Linked DNA regions of Homo sapiens: regions 1, 2, 3, 5 and 6 are each linked to region 4. The links are chromatin contacts, found by Hi-C or POLR2A ChIA-PET in ENCODE. All regions are on one chromosome and are shown on one strand. Each heading gives the region's core, a stretch centred on a gene start or an enhancer-like site at or near the end of the contact. The rest is flanking DNA. Distances are from core to core; before and after follow the strand shown. Region 1 has its middle 76 kb from the start of LINC02098. Region 2 overlaps LOC124902789 (a long non-coding RNA gene). Region 3 overlaps LOC124902789 (a long non-coding RNA gene). Region 4 overlaps FLI1 (Fli-1 proto-oncogene, ETS transcription factor). Region 5 has its middle 120 kb from the start of MIR6090. Region 6 overlaps ETS1 (ETS proto-oncogene 1, transcription factor).

The links. A loop is a pair of places that touch in the nucleus more often than their neighbours do. ChIA-PET counts read pairs that join two places held with the same protein, here RNA polymerase II (POLR2A). Pooled maps may share reads with other maps.
Region 1: a loop to region 4 is called in a map of CD4-positive, alpha-beta T cell, with 2.7 times the contacts of the local background. The contact joins two enhancer-like sites. A Hi-C loop is called at or near these places in 16 of 168 maps with a recorded cell type or tissue (B cell, CD14-positive monocyte, CD4-positive, alpha-beta T cell and 8 more), 35 of 37 single-sample maps with no recorded cell type and 18 of 50 pooled maps. POLR2A ChIA-PET finds 5 or more read pairs at or near these places in 3 of 52 experiments (CD4-positive, alpha-beta memory T cell, GM12878 and activated B cell).
Region 2: a pooled map shows a loop between it and region 4 (3-fold over the local background). The contact joins two enhancer-like sites. A Hi-C loop is called at or near these places in 8 of 37 single-sample maps with no recorded cell type and 9 of 50 pooled maps. POLR2A ChIA-PET finds 5 or more read pairs at or near these places in 2 of 52 experiments (T-cell and activated T-cell).
Region 3: a pooled map shows a loop between it and region 4 (2.9-fold over the local background). The contact joins two enhancer-like sites. A Hi-C loop is called at or near these places in 1 of 168 maps with a recorded cell type or tissue (CD8-positive, alpha-beta T cell), 3 of 37 single-sample maps with no recorded cell type and 7 of 50 pooled maps. POLR2A ChIA-PET finds 5 or more read pairs at or near these places in 2 of 52 experiments (activated T-cell and naive thymus-derived CD4-positive, alpha-beta T cell).
Region 5: a loop to region 4 is called in a map with no recorded cell type, with 2.9 times the contacts of the local background. The contact joins two enhancer-like sites. A Hi-C loop is called at or near these places in 9 of 37 single-sample maps with no recorded cell type and 5 of 50 pooled maps. POLR2A ChIA-PET finds 5 or more read pairs at or near these places in 2 of 52 experiments (T-cell and activated T-cell).
Region 6: a pooled map shows a loop between it and region 4 (2.8-fold over the local background). The contact joins two enhancer-like sites. A Hi-C loop is called at or near these places in 3 of 168 maps with a recorded cell type or tissue (CD4-positive, alpha-beta T cell, CD4-positive, alpha-beta memory T cell and naive thymus-derived CD4-positive, alpha-beta T cell), 1 of 37 single-sample maps with no recorded cell type and 13 of 50 pooled maps. POLR2A ChIA-PET finds 5 or more read pairs at or near these places in 2 of 52 experiments (activated CD8-positive, alpha-beta T cell and activated naive CD4-positive, alpha-beta T cell).

Annotation. Positions count from the first base shown.
Region 1 is chr11:128,282,253-128,287,060 of GRCh38, forward strand. No RefSeq gene overlaps it. Among named protein-coding and RNA genes, the nearest start is that of LINC02098, 76 kb to the left of the region's middle. Within about 2 kb of position 3,244, at least 2 of the 41 ENCODE cell types and tissues checked have a DNase peak (open chromatin) inside an H3K27ac peak, as active enhancers do; they include CD8-positive, alpha-beta T cell, where a contact is called at or near this core.
Region 2 is chr11:128,419,731-128,424,136 of GRCh38, forward strand. The region is part of intron 1 of LOC124902789 (a long non-coding RNA gene); the gene reads left to right. Among named protein-coding and RNA genes, the nearest start is that of MIR6090, 100 kb to the right of the region's middle. RefSeq lists an enhancer at 2,597-3,097. Within about 2 kb of position 3,128, at least 4 of the 41 ENCODE cell types and tissues checked have a DNase peak (open chromatin) inside an H3K27ac peak, as active enhancers do.
Region 3 is chr11:128,449,334-128,453,744 of GRCh38, forward strand. LOC124902789 (a long non-coding RNA gene) reads left to right here. Exons shown (of 2, transcript XR_007062948.1): 2 at 2,387-4,411. Among named protein-coding and RNA genes, the nearest start is that of MIR6090, 71 kb to the right of the region's middle. RefSeq lists enhancers at 1-132, 2,789-2,968. Within about 2 kb of position 2,463, at least 19 of the 41 ENCODE cell types and tissues checked have a DNase peak (open chromatin) inside an H3K27ac peak, as active enhancers do.
Region 4 is chr11:128,756,505-128,761,112 of GRCh38, forward strand. FLI1 (Fli-1 proto-oncogene, ETS transcription factor) reads left to right here. Exons shown (of 9, transcript NM_002017.5): 2 at 1,611-1,822. Among named protein-coding and RNA genes, the nearest start is that of SENCR, 63 kb to the left of the region's middle. RefSeq lists enhancers at 921-1,180, 1,237-1,737, 1,738-2,238. Within about 2 kb of position 1,392, at least 8 of the 41 ENCODE cell types and tissues checked have a DNase peak (open chromatin) inside an H3K27ac peak, as active enhancers do; they include CD8-positive, alpha-beta T cell, where a contact is called at or near this core.
Region 5 is chr11:128,395,813-128,400,515 of GRCh38, forward strand. No RefSeq gene overlaps it. Among named protein-coding and RNA genes, the nearest start is that of MIR6090, 120 kb to the right of the region's middle. Within about 2 kb of position 3,444, at least 4 of the 41 ENCODE cell types and tissues checked have a DNase peak (open chromatin) inside an H3K27ac peak, as active enhancers do.
Region 6 is chr11:128,491,145-128,495,721 of GRCh38, forward strand. All of the region lies in intron 3 of ETS1 (ETS proto-oncogene 1, transcription factor), which reads right to left. Among named protein-coding and RNA genes, the nearest start is that of MIR6090, 29 kb to the right of the region's middle. RefSeq lists an enhancer at 1,298-2,497. Within about 2 kb of position 2,172, at least 5 of the 41 ENCODE cell types and tissues checked have a DNase peak (open chromatin) inside an H3K27ac peak, as active enhancers do.

The DNA.
Region 1 (4,808 bases), core at 1,994-4,493, 470 kb before region 4:
TTCTTGTTTGAGCTTGCCTACTGCCAACACATGTCCTTTTTACAGAGTAGTTAGTTCCATCCTGTTTGCATTTTGTACTTCTTGTTAGTGATTGCTCTGTTTTAAATGGCCCTTAGTCTGTGCTGAGGTGCTGTGTAGTGTTCCTAACTCAAGAAAGCAGTGATGTGCCTTATGGAGAAATATGTGGGTTAGAAAAACTTCCTTCAGGCATGAGTTAGAGTGCTATTGGCCATGTGTTTAATGTTAAAGAATTAAGAGCATATATTAAGTAAGGTGTCTTTAAATAGAAACATACATAAAGCAAGGTTATGTATTGATTGGTTGACCAAAAAAAAAAAAAAAAAGTGACCAGCAGCTCAGAGTAACAAACCCTATATTTCCCCTAGGGGCAATAATTCAGTATTCAGTAATGTGGTGATTGTGGCTACTTCATAGAACATAACTAGCATGACTGGTGGATAAAGAAAATGTAGTGTATATATATACAATGGAATACTACTCAGCCTTAAAAAGGAATGAATTAATGGCATTTGCAGCAACCTGGATGAGACTGGAGACTATCATTCTAAGTGAAGTCACTCAGGAATGGAAAACCAAACATCGTATGTTCTCACTCATATGTGGGAGTTAAGCTATGAGGATGCAAAGGCATAAGAATGATACAATGGACTTTGGGGACAGGATGGGAAGGGAGTGAGGGATAAAAGACTATAAATTCAGTTCCGTGTGTACTACTCAGGTGATGAGTGCACCAAAATCTCACAAATCATCACTAAAGAACTTACTCACGTAACCAAATACCACCTGTTTCCCAAAAACCTATGGAAATTAAAAAGAAAATAGCTACATTTAAGACTTTAAAAAAAAAACTAGCAAGAATAAAAAGAATCAACTGTGTTAGATTTCTGTATATGTGTTAAGGGTTTTTGCCTAAGTGCTTATCTTCTTTTGGTGCCATCTTTCGTAAGAGTCATGTAGAGTCCCAGATAGTGATGATTCCTTAGGAGACACTTTTACAGTTTTCCTGGGCTGGGTCTTTTGTATTTCAAGAGACCTAGACCAGTATTGAGGTGAGTTTCTCAGCTCAGACTTTCCCCACCTCAATATTATTGTGAATTTGGGCCTTAAATCTTCTCATAATACAGAAAACAGATTCTGATTTCCCATGAGTGGTTCTATTTCCATCTGTGGTCTGGAATGGGTGGCTTGCATCTCAGCTAAGCTTTCAGCCCAGGTCTTAAAGATATTTCAATCTCAGTTTACAGACAAGCCAATGTTTTACCTTCTCCTGGTTTTATTCAGAGAGCCAGATTCAGAATTCCTGCCACATGAGAGATCTGTGCTTCAGCTTTCTTTCCGGATGGGGGTTTTCACTCTGGCCCTTAGTGGTATGCAGTCCATCTGGCTTTTCCCCTTGGCTGTGTAGCACCAGCTTCCTCCCATCACTGTCACAATGGATTTGTTCTTCTCAACATGGAATTGTCCACTTTTGCTTATAAGGCCAGTTACATTATATATTTAAAACTTTAAAAAATCTGGCAATGCCATAGCTTTGGAACAGAGTCAGAGAGATTTCTATATCTGGTTAGTCTAAAATCTGTAACAAAAGTCCTGTAAGGCACTTAAAAAATTCCATAATCAGAGATCAATTATCTGTCTTATATGTCTTCCAAAGTACCATGCCAAAAGCTCATATCCTTTCAGGTCATGATAGCTAATACTTTTGAGGGCTTAAGCACCATTCTAAGCATTTTATGTTCTTATTTATCTTTACAGTAATACCATGAGGTGGACTTTACTCTTGTACTCCATTTTACAGATGGGAAAGCTGAGGCACAGAAGGTTGAAAACCTCCCCAAGCTTACATAGTTAATAAGGAGTGGTTCTAAAACAACCCATGCTTTTAAACTGCTAAGCTACCCTGAAAATATATTTTTCAGCTTATTTTTCTCTCTTTCTGTAGTATCAGTCACCCCAATCTGTCCTCCCTGTCTTTTACTCATCTATTGAGACCCATCTCCCTGTAGCAAATGTCACATTCCTCTGCAACTTAAAACAGATACTCTCCACCTTCTCTGGATTCTATAGTTCTGTGTTCTATTAATCATTTTATATTGTTATTATCTACTTATAAGTTTGTTTTCCACATTAAATGTTGAATTCCTTTAAGGCATGGACTTTTTTTTTTAATCTCCTTTGATTGGCAGTGGTGATACGGTGTATGGCCATAGAGTAAGTCTTTGGCAGATCTTAATTGGATAAATAAAGTTCTGGAGAAGCAGCTTGCTAAGCCATTTTTACAACCATATTAAATTATTTTAACAGTTCAGGTACAAGTTTTTGTGTGACTATCAACATAATAATACTATATCGCAGCTAAATGTGCTAGGAAAAACACAGATTTTTGGAATCAGGCTGATCCAAATTTTGCTTACATTGACACATTGATTTTTGCTCCATTTCTGAGAGGCATGGATTTGGGTAAATTAAACTCCTGACAGAGTATCAGTTTCCCATCTGCAACACGAGCCTCATATGACTCCTCATGTGTGGGAGTCAATCTGCGAGACGGTCCCCAATGGCCCCTACCTTCTGATAATCATACCCCGTGTACTTCCCCTCCCTTCAGTGTTGGGAGGACTTAGGGACTTGCTTCTAATGAATAGACTACTGTACCAATGATAGGAAATCACTTGCAATATTTGGTTATAAGAAAACCATGCCTTCAGTCTTAGGTTCTCTCTCAAAACTCTCTTAGATCACTTCAGTTTGGGGGAAGCCAGCTACCCTGCCCACTTGGCATGCAGTTGAGGGCTGCTAACAGCCACGTGTGTGAGCTTGGAAGTGGATGCTCTCTGAGTTGAGCCTTGAAATGACTGCAACCCTGGCTAACATTTTAGTCGCAACCTTTTGACAAGACCCTATGTCTGAACGATGAGGCTAAGCCAATTCCAGATTCCTGACCCAAGGAAACCCACGGAGAAGAAGTGTTTGTTGTTTTCATTCAACAGCTAAGGTAATTAGGGGTAATCTGTCCCATAGCAATCAATAACTAATAGACTATGCCAGTGGTATTCTTATTCAAAACCTATATGCTAAGCCTTTGAGACAGAAAAAGCAAAACAAAACAGAAAGAAGCAGGCCTTGGGAAACTTACAAAATTAGAAAAGAATACAAACACCAATTTATGTCAATTTAGAAACATACTTATTACAACTTGCTTGTAGCTCATCAGTTAGCGAGGTGCCACCCCACTCTATGTGTGGGGTTTTAAGAGGAAATGGCAGATGTTTCTGTTAAGATTTCCAGGAGAGGCTGAACTAAAGAGAATGCCTAACTACATAGGACAGGATGGTTATCCACTCATTGAAGGACTGATTACCTCGGAGGGTTGCCCAGTAGGTCATCTGAGGTCCTTATTGAATCTCTCTTAATTTTATTTCCACTTTTAAACTTGCATGAATAGTTCTGATGATAATTACCAAATGTTGATATGTATGGAAAATCAGCATTCCACAAATATCCAACTTGGGCAGCTTTCATACACGTGTGGCTGCTTGAAATTCAGCAAATTTCATTAGAATCACATGTTTGCTTAGAGAAATAGTAGCCAAAAGCTGTGCTGGAAACACACACACAAACACACACACACAAACACACACACACAAGCAGTGCAAAAAAGAAGAAATCTTAGGTTGAACGTGTGCGAATTGCAAGCTTCAAGCTGGATCTTCTGAGGTCCCTCTCTGCCACTCTCTTAGGTTGTAAAATCTTGGATCAATCCCTTAATACTCTGCCTCCATAGTTACTGTATTTAATACTTTCACCTATTGTAAGGTGTCTCACTCCCTACATTTGATTTTTGTATGTACCTGTGCTAACAAGCACTTTGCTCAATTGCCAAATATTGTAAATATTGTTAAGGAAATATATTTAATTTCTATCAACTGCTACTATATATGGAGTCTACCTCCATATCCCTTTCCCAATTATCCATTATCCACTAGCCTTTAGGATGTCATCAGGACATTCAACCCTTGTTCCTTGCAATTTCAATTCAAGTTTATTGTTTTAGTTTTGGATTTTTCTTCTCAACTGGCATCCTGCCCGCATCTGTAACAACCTCAAGACATTGAACAAGAATGACATTTATGATTCATATTGCAAGCTAAGGTTCTTTACTCTTAATACTCTGACCTTAAAACCCTTTGGCCTTCATCTATGCTCTCTTTGTGCCTAGAACCATTTCCAGGACCAGCATTTGACATCTTCATGTGGCAAAAGAGAATTCCTGATTTTCTATAATGCCAATCCTCACCCTCACCCACTTCAAATCTGCTCCTCTGTAGTCTTTCTCATCTCTGTAAACAGGACCTGCAGTTGTTTGAGCCAAAAGTTTAGAAGTTATCCTTGATGCCTCTTTTCCTTTTATCCCCCAATGCTAGAGCATTTCTTGTGATCTCTTATCACATGGTTGCCTCTATCTAGTCATTCAGGTGTTGACTTAGCTGTTCTTTGAGACCTTCCTTTCCCAATTAGTGTATGGTAACCCCAGCCACCTTCAGTCACATCACTCTGTTTATATCATCATCACCACCTGATATTTTCTTTACTTATTTTTTTCATATTGTCTGTTTCTTTCTGCCTCCTGCCATTGCTATAGATCACAGCTCCATGAGGACAAGGAGCTCGCATGTCATATTGACTATTAGGATCATAATAGTGAGGCGCAGAGTTGGTAAGCAAAACTCACATGCATTCATGCTTTTGGAATTCACCTTAATATCAGGCCTCCTGCCTTCTGATCA
Region 2 (4,406 bases), core at 1,878-4,377, 340 kb before region 4:
CCTTGTTGCGATTTTCATCCTTTATCTGAAGAAATGTTTTAAGCAGGAGAGGGAGATGATTAGTTATTTAAATTTTCTCCAGTGATACCAATGTGCAACCAAGGTTGAAACTCTCTGTGTAAAAGAAAGGCACAACTTAGGAAGTTGTTATTACTTGTTATCCAGGTGAAAGACGACAGTAGCTTGAATGAGTGTAGTTACTTAGTGAATGAATGAATAAATAAAATTAAACTCCAAGGGAGAGATTTAGGATCCACAGGAAGACTGCCTTGTTTCAAATCACAGCTCCAGCACCCACTAGCTGTACTTGCTGGGGAAACCTCAGTACATTCTTTCATCCCTTTGTGCCACAGAGCCTTCTTTCCCAAAACGGAGATAGCAATAATACCTACCTTAGCAGTGCATTATAAAAACTAATGCATTAATGCTCATAGAGCAGTTATCATCATGCCAGGCAAATGATAGGCACTCCATAAACGTTAACTACTGTGATTGTTGTTAAAAGGATGATGTCTGAGGCAGTACAGTATCTCATGCAGAAAAGCTCTCATCCCAAAATGAATCTCTATTCTAATCCCAACTATACCCTGTAGCTCTGACTGTGCTCATGTGGTTGCAATTAAGCCAAAGCCCAAGGTGGGACCAGATACTGTCCATTTCATCTCGGCTTGTCATCCATCCTCCTCAGGTCTGCCTGGTGCTCTGACATCTGGCTTCCACTCATCTGGGGGAGGACAGGGAGAAGCCAGACAGCCATGAATCCTGCTGTCTGCTCACAAATTCGCAGTCTAGGGAGGGCTAGGGGGAGTTGCTGTCAGGGGATATGTGTAGCTCAGTAGCAGAGGCTGATGCCCTTGGGCTGTGCCAGGACTGGGGGTCAACTAAAATCCTTCCGGAGACTGCAGAACCCAGTCGTGGCCTGGCTTTCCCTAAAAACTCCCCAGCGACTAAAGGTGAAACACCTTAGAAGCAAGGAGGGCCATCGGAGCCTGAACCTGAGCTGTTTCCATGTGTGCGTACAGCCTTGTGGGAACAGAGGGAGAGCTCCGTTCTCAAGAAAGGCCATCATACGTAATGAACTGTTTTGACCAAATTACATACTTAAAATATGGCCTAGAACAAAGGCAGAACACTAATGAATCAGAGTGGTGAGGGTCTTTGAGTGGTAGAATTAGAAATGCTTTTACTTTTTTCTTTTTTGCCTTTTTGATAATAAGCATACCATTTTAACAATCAAAACAGTGGAAATTTACAAATGAAACTCTAAGTATGTCAGGGAGTTCCCCTCATTCTTAGCCCGTGAGTTGCTTCTTATAACCCTATAGTTTAATTCCAGAGAAAAAAGGTTTCAAGTAGAGCCAATCTCAGTTTACTTCACTTAGGGAGATTAGACACATACGTGACCCCAGCCAAGCCACCACAAAAACGCCCCCAGCTCTTGCCCCATATCTCCTACACGTCAGCTCTGGCCACTTAAAATTTCTCTTGCCTATTGCTTAGGACAATTGGCCAAGATCTCACTGGTGATGTAAAAGTTGAGTTGAATCTTAGATGAGACACAGAGTGCTACTTACTACATATAAAGTACTTAGCATAGTTCCTGACTAAAGAGAGATTTGAAGAAATGTTATTAGCAGGATTTCAGTCTTTCTCGCCAGAACACACTTGATGTTGACTGAGATCCCTGAGCTCTGGTCCTCTGCCTGATGTGAAACATAAACAAAATTAAAAGGAAGTCAGATAATAAAAACAGACCCTTGCTAGAATGTCCCTTGTTGAAGTCACCTAGGTGCTATTGGTAGATACAAAGTGTTTTATGAGCGATGCTGGTAAGAGCTCTTTTCCAAGTTATCTCCCCAGGCACCTCTGCCTGAAATTGGTGGTGGTTACAAGCAGAGTTTTGAAGAAAGACCTGGGTCTGGACCCTCTCTCCCCTGCTTACAGTTGTGGGATTCCAAAAAAGCTACTGTCTCTGTTTCTTATCTGGCGCTGGGGCAATGACTCCTGCCTTACACAGCCATTGTGTGAATACTAATCCATGATGTCATACCGCACATGCCCAAGAGCAGGCAGGAGGCCCTCTCCCTCACTTCTTCCAGGCTCTGATGGAATGGCAGCTTAGTAACAGCCTTGCTGTAGTCACCCCGTATTCAGCAGAGGCTCTCCTCCAGCCCAACACATATGCACAAAGGCTCTCCCCAGCCTCCTGCCCTGCTTCACCATTCCCCAGTGTCTTTATCTCCACCTGAAGTTTCACATGTACTTGTCTGTCTCTCCGAAGAATTTAAGTGCCACGAGGGCACGGTGGTTTATTCACCTCTTTAATAGTAGCTGGCATGCAGTAGGCACTCTGTAGGCATTTGGAATTAATGAATAAGTAAATACCTGGATTAATTAACTAGTATTTCAAGGGAGAGTGGGATCCTTGGGAAAGAAGGATAGATTACACCACAGTTTGCTATAGAAGGATGCCTAAGATTGGTCTTTGTCAGTTAATTACTCACTGATATAACATTGGCTAGTCAGTTGCTCTTGAGCCTCAGTTTTCCATATCTAAAAAAGAGACAATGTCACTTACCATACTTACCTCAAACAGCTAGATGGAGGATAAATCTCAAACATGGGAATAAGTCTGCTTTGAACACTGTAACTCACCATGTAAAAATGAGAATTTGGATTTTTTTAAGAAACTTAGCAGTTAATTTCCTGGGTAATATCCTAATAGAGAAATGTCCCACGTGGTATGGGACAAAGGAGAATGCCTCATTTGGATCCACATCTGATTTTAAACCTTGCTGCATCAACCTGACCCACCCAACACAACTTCACTCCCTTGGTCCCAGATTGGCAGGCACACAAGCCCTGAGGACAGTATGGCTTCAGGTCTCCCATCCGCCCTGTCAAGCAAGACGCGCAGCTTGGCACAGCCAGCCCTGTAGCCAGCCCAGGCCTCGTAATGGGATACAGAGCTCGTCGCTAGGTGCAGCAGAGTTTGCATCAGGCGTTGTCACTGTCTGGTGGTTGCCTGGTGACCCTAATGGAAAATGAGTGGAGGCAGCCCCTACCACAGAAACCACTCCCTCAGCTGGCAGGCTTGTCGGAAAGCCCAGTGCCATGGGAGGGGGAGGGGCTGCCACAGAGGAGCTGTCACCCAGGCGCCCTGTGTAGGTGGTGGCAGGGACGGGGAGAGAAGGGCGCAGAGCCACAGGAGGGCTCAGCAGTGGTGTCTGCTCTCCCTTCTGCATGAATTGTTGCTCATAAAAGATGGGTGAGCCCAGCACAGTAACTAATGCTTATCCCCAGGCCCAAATTTAGGTAAAAGCACACAAAAAGTCTCATCAGTGGTCAATGCTCCACAGCTCCAAACACAGGAAGGTGCATTCTCAAGCTGTTATGAGAAGCTCACTCAAGCTGATGGTATTGACAGCCACAGCCCCCATGCAGGGAAGGCTGGACCCGACACCTGCCCACGAGAAGCAGCATACCTGGGACTGGAGGGACTTCCTGGCCTATAAGAAGAACACTAAGAGGGGAGGAGGACTCGGGCTGATTGGGAAAACAGATGGTGAGCTCCATCCGTGGGAAAATAAATGACAGCGTGCATTTAAGAGGTTGAGCCCCAGAGCCAAGCCTGCTGAAATGCCAGCTTATCAAAAGCACAGGAGCACTGTGTGCTAGACGCTCTATCATACTCTCTTCCATCCTGGTTTCTCTTAATCCCAAGATAATGTCTGTAGGCATTGGAAAGTCTTGCTTGAGAGACGAAGAAATGTAGGCTCAGAGAGGTTGAACAGTTTGTCTGAGGTCACACAGCTACTCAATCACAGGATTTAACACAGGCTTTTCTGCTTTCAAGTCTAACATTCCTTCTCCTAACATCGTGGGAGAAAGTGATTTTCCACCAGCATACCAACTGTCTTTCTCTCCTCTATTCCCTTTCCCGAATATCTGGCAAGTAACATTCCCCAATTCAATATTATCTTTTTATGATCTTGAGAAATCAAGAATTAAGTTCATTGATTTATTTGTTTGTTTATTCATTTATCCATCCAAAAACCTATTTATTGAGTAGCTACCAATTCCAGGCACCAAGCTAGGTGCTAGGGAGTCCACAGTGAACAGATGTGGTCCCAGTCCTCAAGGAAATTGGAAGATATTTATTTAGCCCTCTAAAAGATAGTTTACAGAATTGTGAAGCAGCTTAGCACAAAAGATATACCAATTACCCACCTTTGTACTGTGTCTCCCCATCACTATTCCTCCTGTGTTTAGAAAGAAACACGATCTCCATTTTATTCCATTCTCCTCTATTCAAATCACTTCCTAAGCAGCATGTCAGTGACATTTCCAATCCTGCTAGTGATTAGTGTCTGTCCAATGAAATGGTGATGAGGTTATAAAAAGTA
Region 3 (4,411 bases), core at 1,213-3,712, 310 kb before region 4:
CCCTCTGATACATACACATTGCTTTTTTCCTTCTTTATAGCATAGCTTGGCTGTCCAAATGTTCTGGCAGAGACCAAGCTCCAGGCTCAGTGGGGGGTTCTAATTTTCCATGGCTCATTCACTTCTGAGAACTTTGGCTCAGTTGCATAATGGGGGGCTACTTCCTGCCAGTTGTGGCCCTGTTGTGTGATACCTTCTGACACATACGTTTTTTTGAAAAAAGATTGTCTGCTGGGAACTGGACTGAAACCAACATATAACCGTTTGTTTCATACTGGTTAGGAAGCCACCAGGAAGGCCTACCCAAAGTGGTTTTAAATACATACACACACAGTCCTCTCCTCTTAGAGCCAAGAACAGGCCATTAGTGATGTGTTAGAAAATCCAGGCTGACCTTCTCAGTCATGAGGGAAGCTCCCTGGGCCCACCAGCAGGCTTTTGCCAAGAATGGGCTCCATCTTGAGCCCACAGCTCTTCCCTAGCTTCCCAGCAGAAGCAAGGGGAGAGTGGAGAAGTCAAACACTTCTTGAGCATTGCTTACTATATGTCAAGTTCTACCCTGGACCCTCAATAGAAAGTATTTCACTGATCCTCACAATAGATCTGTGGGGTAAGTGTCACTATTGTTATTTTGAGGAAACTGAGGCTCAGAAAAGTTACATGTATTCCCAAAGTCACATAGTAAACTGAGTGTGTAAACTTGAGTGGTAGAGTCAGAATTTAAACACTGATTTTTATCTGTTGCAAATGTTGGGCTTTTCCCACCACCAGCAGAAATCTTGCTGGCCCTCAGCAAATATTCCTTTACAGCAGTCATTTCAAAACTTTTCTGACCCTATACTCCCATCAGTAAACATTTTTAAGAACCACCTTCAATACAGACATATTTATTTATTTATAAACTCCACGCACTAGCTAATATCTGTTAGCATTGCCTGGTAATATAATACCCCAGAGCACTAATCATCATTAATGACAATAAATATATATCCATGTTTAATGTAGTCTTCATGACTTGGAAAACTTTTTGGCCAGATCTTGTGAAATCTAATTAAATTGCTTTTGTTTTAGCTTCAATACATGGCTGGCAAATAATTTGTTCCAGGAGTAGAAGAAATGATATGGCATTCTTCTTACCTTCTTGGGCATGAGTTGCTCCTGCTGTCAACAATCTCCAGTTTCCTTACAGAAGAATTTTTAAGACACTTTTCCATTTTTTAAAAGTGATTCGGTTAAAATGGGATAATATGGTTTGTAAATCGACTCACTGTGTTTATGCAAGACCATGGAATACTATGCACCCATATAAAGGGATGAGTTCATGTCCTTTGCAGGGACATGGATGAAGCTGGAAACCATCATTCTCAGCAAACTAACACAAGAACAGAAAACCAAACACCACATGTTCTCACTCATAGGTGGGAGTTGAACAATGAGAACACATGGACACAGGAGGGGAACGTTACACACCGGGGCCTACCAGGGGGTGGTGGGCTAGGGGAGGGCTAGCATTAGGAGAAACATCTAATGTAGATGATGGGCTGATGGGTGCAGCAAACCACCATGGCACCTGTATACCTATGTAACAAACCTGCACGTTCTGCACATGTATCACAGAACTTGAAGTATATATATATATATATATATAAAACACCATAATATGCTAAAAGAGAAATCAGGGCACCAGTAGGACCTCCCCCACCCACCTTGCAGAATTTCACTTTCCTCACAGTGCTTCGCACGGATGCAAATGACTCGTGGGAGTCTGAGGGTACCGGGGTCCATATATACATTCAATATTAGTACATAGAAAAGTAGTTCCCATTTTTAGATTGAAAGTACCTATGAATAGAAGCTCTAATGGTTTCTTCCCTTATCTCGTGTTCTATTCTGCGCAATTCCTGGAGCGGGCAGTCCCCGCCTTGGAGACTCCTGCCTTACAGGAAGGGGTCACATATTCCTGAATTGGACCCCACTCAGATGCAGAAGGCTAAGAGTTTGGATGAGAAAAGCGGGCCAGTGAACAGGAGAGCCGGTGGGTGGGGTGGATGGAAGGAGGTGCCCACTCTGGAGGGCAAGAGAAAGGCACGAAAGCATGGGGCCACATGAGCGCGGCGTTCTGGGCCATCCCCGGTGGACTCCTGCCTAGGGGAGGGGTGCGTCGGCGGCGGCAGCCCAGTTTTCTGGATTTCTTTATTTCTGAGTCCAGGTCTTTCAGAAGCCTCTCTCCTAAATGCTCAAATACCAGAGTAAATGAAAACACTCTGCGGCACAATGATCCCTTAAGGTTTGTTTTCCAAGATGGAAAAGAAAGGCATTTCAGCCTTTTCACGGATAAAAATAACTTGCTGTTGATTTTGAAATCCCTTTCATTTGTCTCCCACAGACCAGCCCCATACAATGGTACTTTGTGCAAGAGCTCTCTGCATGGGCCGGCCGGGCCCCCTTCCCTCCGCCTGCCAACGGGAGGAGACGCGAGGCGCTGGGAGCTCCAGAGTGGGCGAGGACTTCGGGCAGACCCGGCGTTGCTGTTGGACATCATTCAGAAGTCCCCGCTCAGCGGGGGCAGCCCGAAGAGCAAAACAAACAGAGCGAGGAGTAGTGGAAAATGCTGAGTCCTGGAGCTGGCCGGAACGGCCTTCGCCTTTCCACGCCCAAAGCCAGCCGCTCTGCCCACCTGCAGCTGCAATAGCAAGCAGGGCCGCAGCAGGCAGGGAGGCCTTGGCACCAGAGCCCGTCCAGGGCTGGGAAGGCGGGGAACAGACACTCCTCTCTCTTCAGACAGGCCCTCCAGAGTCCTCACCCTGAAGGCTGAGGTCTTTTTCTTGTTCCAGGAGTCCAGTGAAAAAATAGTTCTCAAAAACGGAGAAAAAGACTTTCTTGAACTGCAGTTTCAGATTTACTAATAGAGTCCATTTACATAGCACTTACTAAATGTCAAGCACCAACACAGATGAATTGGCAATCACCATGTCAGTCCTGCAAGGTTGGTACTTTTATCCCCATTTCACAGATGAAAAAAGCCAGGCACAGAGAAGTCAAATAACTTAACCCAAGTTCACAATGCTCAACAATGGCAGGGCCAGGATTTACCACCTGGTTTAAAATTTAAAACGTAGGATTTAAAACCTACTTTACAGTCTTAAAGGTGACTGCCTTTTCTCTTCAGCTTATTAGATTTCCTCTCTAGGAATACAAGATGTGCAACACAAAGAGAGGAAACTCAAGATGGAGAGTAAAGGGAATGAATGAGAGACAGGAGAATCACCAAGGACTAGAATAATACAAAAGATTTATTTAAAAAGCAGGTGGCCATCGGCCCAGGAGAAGGAGTGTGAGACCAAGGTACAGAAGTGGCAAGAAATGCTGAGCTGGGGCTGGAAGGTATGACAGTACTAGTCAGACAGGCACCTGTTCTGTCCAAAACAGGATTCCAGAAGTAATGTGAAGAGGTCACTTGGCAAAGGGGGCTCACACAGCTCTAGGGGGAAACTGAGGATCAGCAGCTGGAGCAGAGAAATAGAGAAATGAACACCTTCTTTCTTTCCAATTACAGCCGCAGTGGAGGCAGATGCCCAGGGCTCCTAGGAGAGACAGATCGCGATTAGAAGAGAGGGCCTATGGCTGTCATGCAGGGAGGTCTGTCCATTCCTCTAAGCCAAGAGCTCTTGTCCCCAGAGGAAAGAGGAGAAGGAAGAAAGGAACAAACAAATGAACAGAGGAAGGAATGAAGAGAGAGAGAGAGAAGGAGGGAGGAAGGGCTGGAAGGAAGAAAGGAAGGGGCTGTTTTTTTTCTTGTGTTTGGAAGAACAAGCTGCCAACCCTCATTAAATGCATAGGATTGGCTTTAGAGTTACTACACCTAAATTCTAATTCTGTCTCTGTCACCGGTTAGTAATGTGATCTCATGGAAATCACTGAAACTCCCTTAACCTGAAACCCCATGTCTATACAATGAGGACACTGGAATTCACCTCTAAGGTTCTCTCTGGATCTAAAATCTACACTCTGATGATACTGAGACCAAGGACAGGGACTTTGATTGTTGCCTTTTCATGCCACCCAAGGTCTACATCCTAGCACAGTGCCCACCACCCATCCACACCGACCAGACACCCAGGGCTAGTGATTCTGTGTTCTCAACACCTCTCTGATGTGCCATAGCTGCTTCTCTTGCATGCAACTCTTCTGAGCATGAAACAGTTTTCCAACTGGTCTCCCTGCCTCCACCCTTGTCTGGCTCTGATTCATGTTCTGCTCCACAGTCAGAATGATTTTCCTAAGCACAGGTCGGATCATGTGACTTAGCCTGCTGGAAGAGCCTCAGGACTCCACGTCACTCTTCACACAGCCCACAGGGCCCTGGATCATCTCCACACATTCTTGCTGTCCTCTCCTCACACCCACACTC
Region 4 (4,608 bases), core at 142-2,641:
CATATGAATTTTGTGAGGACACAAGGCAGCCCCTAACAGGTGGCCTAAGAGAATCTTTGTTTGAATGCTAATAATCATGATACCTAACATGTTCTGAGTGTGACTCACTATGTGCCAGAGACTTCTAAGTACTTTGCATGTATTATCACAACTATTATCACAATTATAGATTATATAATTATTGATTATATAGATTATAGATCAATTATAGATGACTACCATCTTCTCTGAAGACTTACTTTGGTGTAATTATGTGACTGTAGTGAACACTATGCCCTGGTCCCTGACCTTGGATGCCTGTGATTCGATGAGACATGGAATAATGGGAGACTCTTACCCTCATGTTTTGATTGGTAGCAGATCTCCGGAATGTGCAAAGTTTTTTAGTTGTCGTTGTTGTTGTTGTTTCGAGACTGTCGCCCAGGCTGAATGCAATGGCACGATCACGGCTCACTGCAGCCTCTACTTCCGGGGCTCAAGTGATCCTCCCACCTCAGCCTCCCAAGTAGCTGGGCACATGCCACCATATCTAGCTAATTTTTTCTTTCTTTCTTTCTTTCTTTCTTTCTTTCTTTCTTTCTTTCTTTCTTTCTTTCTTTCTTTCTTTCTCTCTTTCTGTTTTTGTAGAAACACAGTTTTGCCACATTGCCCAGGCTAGTTTAGAACTCCTGGACTCAATAGATTCTCCCACCTCAGGCTCCCAAAATGCTGGGATTACAGGCATGAGCCACCATGCCTGGCCAAGGCTTCTTTTCTTAATCCATGATCTCCCAAAGTCACACCCAAGTCAGTGATGGGATAATATGAGTGGGAGGACCCAACAACCTCTTTTGGAGGGTCTTGCCCTGACTGGCACTTCACGTGTCTGAGGTTCCTCTTTCGTCCTTTGGCTGGCTGAGTCATCAACATTGAGATCTACAGGATGCACCAGCACCTCCTAGAGGGCCCTCAGCAAACCACTGAGCATTTCTTACAAGCTACACCCCCACACCAGATCTTCTCATTTAATCCACCTATCGACTCTGTGCTAAAACTATTTTTATCCCTGTTACAAATAAGGAAACTGAAATTGGCCTGGCCACAGCCATGGGCACCACCCTTCCCTTGTGTGACCTTGAGCAGCACACCTAGCCTCTCTGGGTGGATCTCACTGGCCTTGCCTGGAAAATAAATGCTGGATCTCATCTCCCCTTCATTGCTGATGACTCCACTCAGCTCGTAAGAGGCATTTCTGCTTATGCCTGGAAAAATCTAGCATTCACACACCACCACAATACTATATTCCATGCCAAGTCACCACTATTCTTGGCCTCCCTATCCCCACCCTCCTTTTTGGGGGTCCCAGACTACAGAACCAATAAACAAACCCACTTTCATGATTCCTCCATCCCCACTCCACTGCCCAAAGTCCCTCCTCACCCAGGTAACCTGCAAACACCCATCTGGTTTGCATAAGGGCAAACCTGCCCCCTGGAGTGTGAGTCAAACAGGAACTTCCAGACAAGCTGTCCTGGGGCAGCCCTGGGCCACCTTGCCAGCTCAAAGCAAGAGTGTCACTTGCTTGGGTGAAGAGTGACACTGGGCTTTCTGTCTCTTCTCTGGCCCTGCAGGAGGCTCTGTCGGTGGTGAGCGACGACCAGTCCCTCTTTGACTCAGCGTACGGAGCGGCAGCCCATCTCCCCAAGGCCGACATGACTGCCTCGGGGAGTCCTGACTACGGGCAGCCCCACAAGATCAACCCCCTCCCACCACAGCAGGAGTGGATCAATCAGCCAGTGAGGGTCAACGTCAAGCGGGAGTATGACCACATGAATGGATCCAGGTAAGCTCACCAGGCCTGTGCAGGATTGGGGGAAGGCACAAAGTCGCCAGATCTGCAGCAAGTGGCTTCTGGCACTTAAGGTTTTTGCAGCAGATGGGGCTCTAGAGCTGGGCCAGGAAGCCTGTGTCAGTCCCTAGAGAGCTAAGGCAGAGAGGGCCACAGACTGATGATGGGGTGGAGTAGGGCTAGGAAGCCCCCCTGCCTCTCTGGGGCCCACGAAGCCCTCAGAGGCCAGGTAGGAGTCAGGCCCCAAGCGCCTATGCAGACACTCGTGGAACACTTATTTCTTGTTAATCCCAGGCCCAGGTCCAGTCCTGTTGGGGACAGCTTAGCAATAAGCTACTCTTCCCTGTCCTGTTGAAGATACTTAACCCCTCTGGGCAGGTCTCAGCAGAGCAAAGGTGACCAAACCATTCTTTAGTAAGAGTGGAGAAGGGATGAGGAAGGTGTCTACCTTCCTGTGGGGGCTCACTGTGTCTGGGAGGGGGCAGGCACCTGGAAGGCGTGCATGAAGTGGGTACAATACTGGGTCAGTTCGGGCTTTGCTTGTAGAAATGGAGACAGGAGGGTCCAGGGAGAGAAAATCACAGGGTCATGGAAGAGGACAGTGGACAGGCGGCCTCAGTTTTGCGTCCTGCCTCTGCCCCTTGGGCAAGTCATCGAAACCCCTCAGAGCACCAGCTTTCTCCCTTCTCAAACAGGACTGGGATATTCACTTCCTTATGGTCCTTACTCTAGCGTTACTCTGATGCCTCAGGGAAAGGACCTGGGATGGTGCCTGAGACGCGTTAGGAAAGTGCTCTATAGTGACAGTGATTGTTATGAGCAAAGACTTGAAAGACAGAGAACATCAGTCTTATTCACAAAATATCAGATAATCTACTGGGCCAAAGGCACAAAGAGATGAAAATAAAAAGCAACAGAGGGCCCTGAATGGCAGGCTGAAAACATGTGCCATTTATTCCACAGCCAGAGGCTGACTTTGAGCACCGATGTGACATTTAACCCAGAGGCTGACTTTGAGCACAGACGTGACATTTAACCTCATCAGAGCAGTGACTTAAGACTAGCGAGCTGACAGTCCTTGCGCACAGACGGTAGGATGGGAGAGTCAGAAAGACAAGTGAAGAAGTTAGTAAAATATCCCAGATAGGAAATAATGAAGTTCGGAACTAAGTGATGATAGTGATTTTGGAAAGTGAAAAGGACAGATACATAAGGGCGATAGCAAAGAGATGATTAACAGGGCTTAGGTGAGTAAAGTGTGAATGAAGGGGGTGCATGACAGGAAAGAATCAAAGGCGACTAAAGCCTGCACATTTTAAAGGCTGGTGCTGTGAGCAGCCGCAGAAAGGTGGCACAGGAAATGCTTTAGGATGGGATGTCAGTGTTCTCTTTGAGATTCCTTGTGAGCAATGGGTAGAACATCCAGATAAAAACGTCTACTAGGCTTTGGGAACTGAAGCTCAGATAATCTTTCAGGCCTGGAATTTACGTTTGGGCATCATCTCTAAGGAGTCTGAACTGTGAAAGTGGATGAGGTCACCGAGGAAACTAGTCTAGATTGAAGAGAGAGAAGGGAATGAGCATGGTTGGGAGGGAGAACTCCTCCAGAGCAGCTCATGGCCTCAGACCTGCCTGTGGGAACTGCCAGGCCTACCACATTTCAACCCTACTAACCAAAACCAGTGACTGGGATCTCAGCCACCTTTCCAGATCCCAGGATTTCAGGAAGGCTCAGAGGTTCTGAGCCTGCAGCCCCTCAGATGAATCTCTCTCCAGATGTAATTCTGATGGTGCCGGAGCTCCTAACAGTCGAAGGACATGGTGTGTTGAACGTTTTCCCATATTATCTTACCACTTGTTCCTCACCACTATACTAAGAAGTAGTTACTGTAACTTCACTGTTACACAGGAAGGCAAGCAGGGCTTTCAGGGGACAGTGCTTTGTCTAAGGATTTAAAGGAGGCAAAGTTGGAGCCCGAACCCAGGCGTTTGGTTCCAGCCCCACGTGCCATCTGTTAGGCACCTTTCTGCTCCCTCTGCTTGTGTGTCATGCTTTTGCACCACCACCTCATTCCTGCCAACGCCCACCTGGTGAGGAGGCCTATTCTACGATGCCTCCTAAATGGGGCCCTTCTCCAAGGAGCTCCCAATGCTTGTTGAAGATCCAGATCCCACTGGTGGAGATTCCTTTTTTTTTTTTTTTTTTTTTTTTTGAGATGGAGTCTCACTCTGTTGCCCAGGCTGGAGTGCAGTGGTACAGTCTTGGCTCACTACAACCTCTGCCTCCCAGGTTCAAGCAATTCTCTTGCCTCAGCCTCCTGAGTATCTGGGATTACAAGCACATGGCACCACACCTGGCAAGTTTTTGTATTTTTAGTAGAGACGGGGTTTTACTATGTTGGCCCGGCTGGTCTTCAACTCCTGACCTCATGATCCGCCTGCCTCGGCCTCCCAAAGTGCTGGGATTACAGGCGTGAGCCACCGCACCCAGCTTTGTTGGAGATTCTCTGGCCTGTTGTAACCTGAATCTGCCTACTCCTTACCTCCACTGCCCCTGCCTGGTGCAAGCCAGCAGCACCTCTCCTAGGCTTCTGCGGGGGCATCCTGCTCTCCCCACTTCCTCCTGCCTTCCTGAAGTCTATTCTCCGGACAGCAAGCAGCCAGAGCCATGCTTTCCTCGTTTGTAATCCTCTTGCTCAAAACTCTTCAATGGCTTATGACAAAATGCAAAGCCCTTAGTGTGGCCCCACCATCCCTCTGACATCCTCTCTACTGCCCCC
Region 5 (4,703 bases), core at 2,194-4,693, 360 kb before region 4:
TCAATTCTGGAGTAGGGAATCAGAGAGGGCTTCACAGAAACTATTGAATTGAATCTTGAAGAATTAACGTAAATTCACCAGATGGACAAGTTTCAGAAAAAAACTTTCCAGGAAAAACAAACAGTACATACAAAACCAAAAAGAAAGAAAACAAACATTCAAAGAAATGTAAGTATTTAACATGTCTGGGGTATAAATTGCGATGATTAAAATTTGGCTATGATTAAGAAGTTCACCCTCACCAATGTGAATGGGCATCATCCAATCCACTGAAGGTCCAAGTAGAACAAAGAGACAGAGGGAGGGTAAATTCTTTCTCTTTTTTAGAGCTAGGACATCCAACTCTTCCTACCCTAGGATATCAGAGCTTCAGGTTCCTGGGCCTTTAGAATCCAGGACTTAACACTGGTGCCCACCCCCCTTCCAGCACTACTTCTACCCCCAGCCTCATTGCCACCCTGGGTTCTCAGGTCTTTGGACTCAGTCTAAATTACACCACTGGCTTTCCTCATTCTCAAGTTTGCAGATGAAATATCATGGGACTTCCTGGCTTCCATAATCACATGAGACAATTGCCCTAATAAATCACCTCTTATATATTTATATATAGCCCCTTGGTTCTGTTTCTCTGCAGAACACTGACTAATACATAGATTATCAAGTGGTAAAGTAGCAAGAGATGAGGTTGGAGAAATACACATGGAGTAAACCATGGAAGGGGTAATACATTTGCATCGTATCCTATAGGCGTGTAATAGAGAATATAATCCTTACCGTTTCCCTCGCCAGCATATGCACAAGAGATAATTCTAATAGTGTGCTAACACAACACAACATGAAAAGCAAATCTACTGTACAGAAAATAATCTATATTTTGAAACTAAATAGGTACAACTTTGAAGTATTCACTAGTTTTGATGATCTACTCAATTTCAGCAACACAGGGGATAATGGGACTTATTTAGGGAAAAAAAAATTGTTTAAGCTCCACCTGAATTAGGTCGTCAGACCCTGAGGTCCAGGCATGCATGTTTTGAAAAAAATCTTCACAAGTAATTTCAGTATGCACACACACACACTAACACACACACACACACACACACACACTACTCAAACAAACTGGGCTTAGGGGAACACATGCTCTCTAAATCCATTGTCCTGTCATTTGTCTTCACTGATGTGTTAGTTCTTTAAAATGCCTGGTTTCGAACTTTGCAAAATGATGCATTTTTCCCTGGCTTACTCTTCGTTCTCAAACTAGGTTTTAACACAACCCATTTGATATAGAAAGAAGCTGTCTGAGACAGACTGCCAAGGTCAGAGCAAACAAATGTAATCCTGAGAACCGAAAGATGGATGCATGTTCAAGGGAGATGTGATTCTCCTTCTCTTGTTTGTGAAGAGCCATTAGACAAATAAACCGTTGGGACAAGTCTAGAGGTGTTGGACCAGGCGCACTCTGCTAGTGTGATGATCAATGACGGACACCAGCCAGCTGTCAGCAGAGGCTGCAGACCAGAGGGAAGGGCTGATCCTCACTCCTTCCTCAGCAGGGACCACCAGCCTCTTGCATAGTCAGGGACTCAGCAAATCAAGTTTTCCTCCATAGGTTAAAGCTAAACTTTAAACATATCTTCCATTGTTGATTGTTCACTCAGTCCCAGGATTAGGAGCGTCCAATATACTTGCAGTATTCTATAGTTCTGAACTCTAATCAAGATAAATAACTGTATGGTTATGAGTAGTGACAGGAACCATCAGGGAAATGCAAATCAAAATCGAAACGAGATACCACCTAACACCCACAAGGATGACTGGAATCAAAAATATAGACAATAACCAGTGTTGGGGAGGATATGAGAAAATTAGGACCCTGATACATCCTAGTGAGAATATAAGATGGTACAGCTGCTTTGAAAAGTCTAGAAGTTCCTTAGAAGTTTAAACATAGTTACCAAATGACCCAGCAATTCCATGGAGGTAGATACCTAAAAGAAACGAAAACATATGTCCACACAAAAACTTGTAAAAGAATGTTGACAGCAGCTCTGTTCATAATAACCAAAAAGTGGAAACAACTCAAAGGTTCATCAACTGATGAATGGACACAGCTTGTGTGGTACAGAAATATATATATATATATATATATATATATATAATATTGTATATCTATTTATTATGTATTGTATATATCTATGTGTATATATAATCATTTGCACATAACATTTCAGTCAATGACCAACCGCAGTGCTCCCATAAGATGATAATACTGTATTTTTACTGTACCTTTTCTCTGTTTAGATACACAAATACTTTCCATTGTGTTACAATTGCCTACAGTATTCAGTACAGTCACATGCTGTACATGTCTGTACCCTAGGAGCCATAGGCTATACCATATAGTTTAGGTGTGTAGTAGGCTGTACCACCTAGAGTTGTGTAAGTACACTCTAGGATGTTTGCATACTATAATATTGCCTAATGACACATTTTTCAGAATGTATCCCTGTTTTTTTGTTGGTGGTGGTGGTGGTTTTTTTTTTTTTTTTTTTTTTTTTTTTTTTTTTTTTTTGAGACAGAGTTTTGCTCTTGTTGCCCAGGCTGGACTGCAGTGTTGCGATCTCAGCTCACTGCAACCTCCACCTCCCGGATTCAAGCGATTCTCCTGCCTCAGCCTCCCAAGTAGCTGCAATTACAGGCATGCGCCACCACCCCCAGCTAATTTTGTATTTTTAGTAGAGACAGGGTTTCTCCACATTGGTCAGACTGGTCTCGAACTCCTGACCTCAGGTGATCTGCTCACCTCGGCCTCCCAAAGTGCTGGGATTACAGACATGAGCCACTGTGCCCAGCCAAATGTATTCCTGTTTTTAAGTGATGCATGACTACTGTATATGTGGAGGTGGGGAGACAGAAACAGAGACAGAGAGAGAGAGAGAGAGAGAAATACTGAGACCTAGAAAGCTTGAATAACTCATTTCAAGTCAAGAGCAACTTAATGGTAAACTTGGATCAAAACACAAAACACTATTCTTTTTAGTCCTGTATTGTTTCCACTATATCACAATACAGTGTTCAATAGTTCTCTTTAAATCACATACCAGGAGCTAAATTTACTGAAGTATTACAAAACCACCAAATGAGCTTTCACAGGAGACCTAAAAGAGGAAATTAAAGATGCAAATAGTTTAAGAAAAATCTGTGTTTGATTCAGAAACTTAAAACCAGTTTCTTCAAAAACTTGTTAAAAGAGAAAGAAACAGGCATTTTTACCCAAAGAAAGAAATACCATATTCTAGAGATTCACTAAATAATTTTTATGATTCTCTATGCTACTTTCAAGAAACTCTGACTTCAGTTATGTAGACTAAGGTGACAAGAACCATTTATGTAATCAACTGTAATTACATGAAATTCTCTCTTTAGCACATGGTACCCACTGAATGTGGCACAAAAGAGGATATGATCAGTTGATTCAGGATGATGTCATTTCCATGATTCTAAACCAAGAATCTTCAAGAAAGCCTGGGCTGCAAGTTCCAGGGTCAAATTGCAGACTGCTTGCAGAGAGTGGCTCTGCTATTCCAAGAACCTCAGATGGCTCACTGGAGTGATCTGCTTTAGATAGTGTGATCATATGTCTTGAAATTTCCATGACAGTCTTGTTTATACATGTTGCTCCAGAATATTTATTATAGTGCTCTCTTTCACAATCAGAGGTGTTCCGCTTTGAATGGTGAGTTATAAAATAGTTACCCTAGCCATGTGGAGTGTGCTCGCTCACTTAACATTCAACATGCAGTAAGCCACTTTCACACATGGCCCTGTGCTCACGACTTAATAGAGGTTATTAGGCAAACCCAGCTTCACTCTGCTAAAGGTATTTTATTTTAAAATTACTCAAAGCCTGTCTGAATTCCACCCTAACTCCATAACAGACATTGGGTGCCTTCAGGAAATTACTTAGCTTCCCTCTGGTTTATTCATGTTTACTATGAAATGGGAATAATTGCATCAGTCTTACCACACCAGGTAATAAATAATGGTCGAGGAAGTAATTAGGCTTAGAAGCTGGATAGAAACTAAGATGCCTAAGTACTAATTAGGAATACAGCTGAGTAGATTGTGGTTGATGGCCGTCCAAATGAATATGTCACCTCTAATTTCTGCCTTGTTTCTTGTCTTATTTTAATTGTATCTATCTTCTAAGTGTCTTATCTTTACAAAGTACCAATCCTGAACCAACGAGGTTAGATGCTTAATTTTTCTCGTGTTTTGCTGGGCATTTGCTGGCTCTAACAGCAAAGGGGCATTAACCTAACCAAAAATAAAATGGTTTCATATCATTATAAAAATTATTCTGTCAGTGTGAAATGCCATAACAAAAAAGCTTGTATATGTTGATGTCATATATATATATTTATATTTATGTATTCATTTATTCTTATTTTACATATATAGTTATTTGTGGATAAGCAGTTTTGGTGAAGAATAGCTAGTATGTTTTTGAGTAGTGTCAAGGCCTATACTTTTGAGCTATTTTCTAACTCCAAACAGATCTAGAATCAATTAACCTTTACCAAGGGCCTGCTATATTTCAGGGTCTGGACTGAACAGACGATTATGTCATTGAATCTTCATTGAATTCCTGCATAATGGATATTCTGATTCTCATTTTGCAGGTGAGTTACCTAAAATTTAGA
Region 6 (4,577 bases), core at 922-3,421, 260 kb before region 4:
TTTCACATTTACCGAGAATATTAATGTTACTACATACTTTCAGTTACCTATGAAAATGAAATAACAATATTCATTCATTCAACAAATGATTATCTAGCACTTGCTTTGTGCAAGGAATTAAAGAAACAACAGTGAGCAACACAGAAATAGTCTCCACAGGAGCTAGCTATCTGATTCTTGCAGTAGATTCAGCCACTAAAAATCTATCTACACAGTTAAATGTTCAAATGCAATGTCAATAAGGGCTTCAAAGGAGAAGTACATGATGCAACGTTAATGTGCAACAGGAATTCCTGGAAGTCTGAAGGAAACAGGAAAGGCCTCCCTTAGAAGATGAGAGATGTTTGACCTGAATTGTGAAGGATGCATGAGAATTTAGGAAGAAAAGAATACTCCAGATCAGTGGTTCTCAAAGTGTAGTCCTCAGAGCAGGGACATCAGCATCAACTACAAAAAGATCATTTTGTTTTAAGATCACCTTATCCGTTCTGTAAAGAGTGATTTAGGGGTGAGTATGAATGGATGAGCAAGACATTTTAGAAAGTTATTGCATCAGTCCTGGTGAGAGAGGATGGTGGCTTTGACTACAAAAGTGGCAAGGCAGATAACATAAGTGAACATGACTTCAAGTCAACTTGAAGTGCATACAGGACGAAAAATCTATAAAGCTTGGTTAGTGTCAGTAGTGAAGAAGAGTGAGGCATTACAGCCTGCAGATTTGCAAATGTATCATCATTTGCCACACCCACATGCACCTTAATCTCTGCTATGTCCATCCAGATCCTCCTGTATTTGCAGACCATGTTCACGATGTTGGTACATAAATACAGCTGAACGTAAACATCTTCTGAATTAACCTCAGGCACAGTTTCCCACAAAAAGTGAATAAGCAAAGAAATGAGCTGAGAATCCCTACTAGCTTTCCTGTTACCTTTTGACAGTGATACACTTTACCAAAGTGATTTCTAGAAACCTGAATCTTCAGTGTATCCCATGAAACTGACTTATAAAATGACTAAGTTCCAGGCAAGGCTACTACAGAAATTCTTCAACTGGCCATTTCTAAACTTTGCTTCGTTAAAAAATATTCCCCGGACACAAACAATGTGTTATGGGCTGAATGAAATTAAGCATAGGATAAACCTCTGAAGAAAGGAGCAAATATATTGCCTCTGAATGTCGAACTAAGTGGAGATTACACTGCATAAAAGAAGGACAGGTGGCACTTTCTCTCTTGTTTGCTTTTAGTGATGCTGTCAGGAAACTGCTAGAGTCCAGGCTGTGCCCTGGAAGAACAGAAGGGCTCCCTAGCTGCTCTTCCAGGCCTTGCCAATGACGAGGAATCTGAAGTTCCAGGGAGTGGTAAGTTTGGGTTGCCCTGGGACATGCCCAAAAAAATCTAGTGGAAAAAATCAACATGTCTCCAGGAAGGTTAACAAAATGATGGAAAATCCCAGATTGTTAGGGGGAAGTAATTGGGGGAGGGGATAGAATGTTGATTACATAACATCCAGCCCTTCAAACAATGGAGTAATCATCAAATGAGTCACTAAGAAACACATGGCTGCTCCCCATCCATCCCCACTCTACACCTCCAAGAACAGCTAAGCGGCAGGTCCAGAAATGTCTTCCCTTAGAGTAGAAATCAGTTTTACTTTAGAGAAAAGGGCTCTCTAGTTAACCAGAGAGTATTGCTTCTGAGAGAAGAAACAACTGTAGCAGCCCCAGCTCCCAGCACATGGCTAAACACACAAGTCAATCAACAAATGTTGAGTGAATTAAATTTTTCCAAATTTGAAGCAACTTTCCTCCCTTCACCCCCATCCAACACAAATTCATTAACTTGAACTGTGTGGGTTTTGTTGTGTGTGTTTGTTCCCTCCATTAGATTTATGACTTGATGAAAAGGACCTTACTGATGGCGGAAATTGGCCAGGACAACACATGTGGAAAACACAGGCCAGGCCAAATGGACAAGCAGTGGTTCTGCTGTAGCGGGAACTGAAGAATGAGACTGACTAGGAGGCCCCCAGAATCTTCTCAACATGAAAGCTGGGACAGTGGGATGCCAGTGTGAGGTGACAGCCAAGGACGACAGCAGAAAGCCTGAAAAAGAAGTTCCTTGAGTCTGCCTCCCATAACTACACAAGCCCTGGCAGTGTGGTCTGGACAGGACTGCTGAGCTGACAATTCTCCACGTAGGTTTCTGCTTCCTGTCAGGGGGCAGGCACTTCTGGGTTCTCACTTGTTCTCTCCCAGGAAAGCAGCTAGAATTACTTTTGCCTTTCCACCTCAATGCCATCTCCACAAGCCCAGTCCACGTGCTGTTGGGGCCCCATCAGAGGTGCCTGGCTCTGCCCCTCTGGCTGTGAGACTCAAGTGCTAGATCTCTTTAAAAAAAGGGTTCACATCCCAGCTGGGGGAAACCATCCCTGTCCACTTAGGACACTTGCATTTGGACTTGATCAGCTCCAGAGAAGGCACAGCATTGTCTTTGGAGCCAAAGGATTCAGATGTAAAAGTCAGAACTTTATCCTATAAAGTGTGGAATTGTAGTTTAAAAAGAAAAAAAAAGTCAAACTCCCTTCTATAACTAAGTGAACAGTTGGCAAAGATTGTCTTTTTCGGTTGTGTGAGCATTGCTCTTAAGTGATGACTAATCATGCTCAAAAATGTATATTAAATAGAAAATAAACTCACCATATAAAATACTAATTCAAAAATTCTCTTCATGTTGTTTGCAGATTGTAGCAGTTCTGTTCAATATACTCATCAAAAACAATGACAAAATCATTACACGGGTGAAAAATCTGACATGACTTAGCCTAAGCAGATATCGCTTTACTCTTAAAATACTTTACTTCATCACCTATTATAATATTTTTACATTAGGTACAAAATATTTCTAATTTTAGAATCAGTGTCTGAAAGTTAATCACTACCTCCATAGACATTAACTAATTATATTTTATGGAAAAATACTGAAATCTCCTTTGTGCTAATAATTACAATATCTTAAATTCAAATAACGTATTTGTTTCAAAATGCTGAGAATCCGGCCTGGAGAAACACTACGCCAACACAGTGGAGATTCTAAACACAACGCACTGGAAAATGAGGACATAAATATATTGCAATTATATTAGATTTCCTGCCCACTGATTATTCCTTGGGACCCCAAATTTCAGTTAATATTTATAGGAATTCCCCTAGACCTCTGAAAGGACAGTTGTGCAGAAGCTGGTGATTAAATAACCATTGCAGGAGATTGCACAGTATTTAGACAGAAGTGAGCAGGTAGCTTTCTCTGAATCTACAGAAGAATAAGCTAGTGGCATTTTGAATGCAGGGAAACATCTGCTCATTTTTCATTGTGGCCTAACCCTGAACCACCTCATAGATGTTTCAAGTGAAATGTAAAACAAGGGTTTCCATTCACTTACATGTAACTCAAAGTTAAGGGCTGTTCAGTTTCCAAGAACCTTCCAGGGTGTTTCATGTGTCTTTTCATACCACTCTTTTCAGTTCTTTGAAACCGAATGGCTCTTACCAACAATGGTACACAGAATCTAAACACTAGGTGGCTTTTGTTTGGCAAGAAGTTCAAGACATCTGGCCTTACTGACCTCACGAGTTTATGCTCTCACTATTCTCAATCAATGATCATGTGAAGACTGGAGCGTCTGGGATCCTAGGGTTAGGAGATGAGGGATACAGCCAAGGACAAGAAATCCAAGGTGCATGTCCCAGTTTTGCATGACCATTGAACTGGGCCCAACCCCATCAGATTATGATACCAGTCATGTGTGTTGGGTATGGTCACACTCAATAGCAGCATGAAAGAAATACTAAGAGTGAGTAATATGCCTTATACCTGAGAAATGCTTTACAGTTTGCCAAGACTCTTCACATACACTATTCCAAAATATCCTCTAAACATAAAACTGGAGGGGCCTGGAAAGGTATCACAAGGTCCCCATTTCACAGATGAGGAAATCAAGGCCCTGGGAGATCAAGAGCTTGACCTAAAGTCACAAGGCCAAGAGGGACCAGCTGGGGCTAGAAGCCAGTCTTCTAACTCTTAAAGTTCAGGGTCTTTCTCTCTATTCCACTGCAAACAGAAATGGATCAGATATCCAGGAAAACTAACATTTTTCAGAGCTGAGAAAAAAAAAATGGGACTTTTCCTTTCTTATTTTGAAAGATTTTAGGAGTGATTAAAAACTTAAAACTATTCCAAGAAACCCAGGGTTTCATACAGCTAGCCCCGTAAGAACATAATTAAGAGCCATTTACAGAATCAACTATAATCTTTTCTTTTCCTGGCACTCAGGCAACTGAGGCTTCCTTCCATATGAAGCAAATGAGTTAAGTGAAAACCTGGCTTCCTTCTCTGTCCAACCCTGACTCAACCTAATGGGTAACTTTGCATATAACAGAAGTTTAATTTGTTACATAAAGGCTTACTGAAATATATTTTTTAAAGTAAAAGTAAACCAAGAATAAACCTTCTGGTCCACATGGAGAGGATAAAAGAACAGTTCTCCAAACTGAAAGATAGGATTCTAAAGACAAAG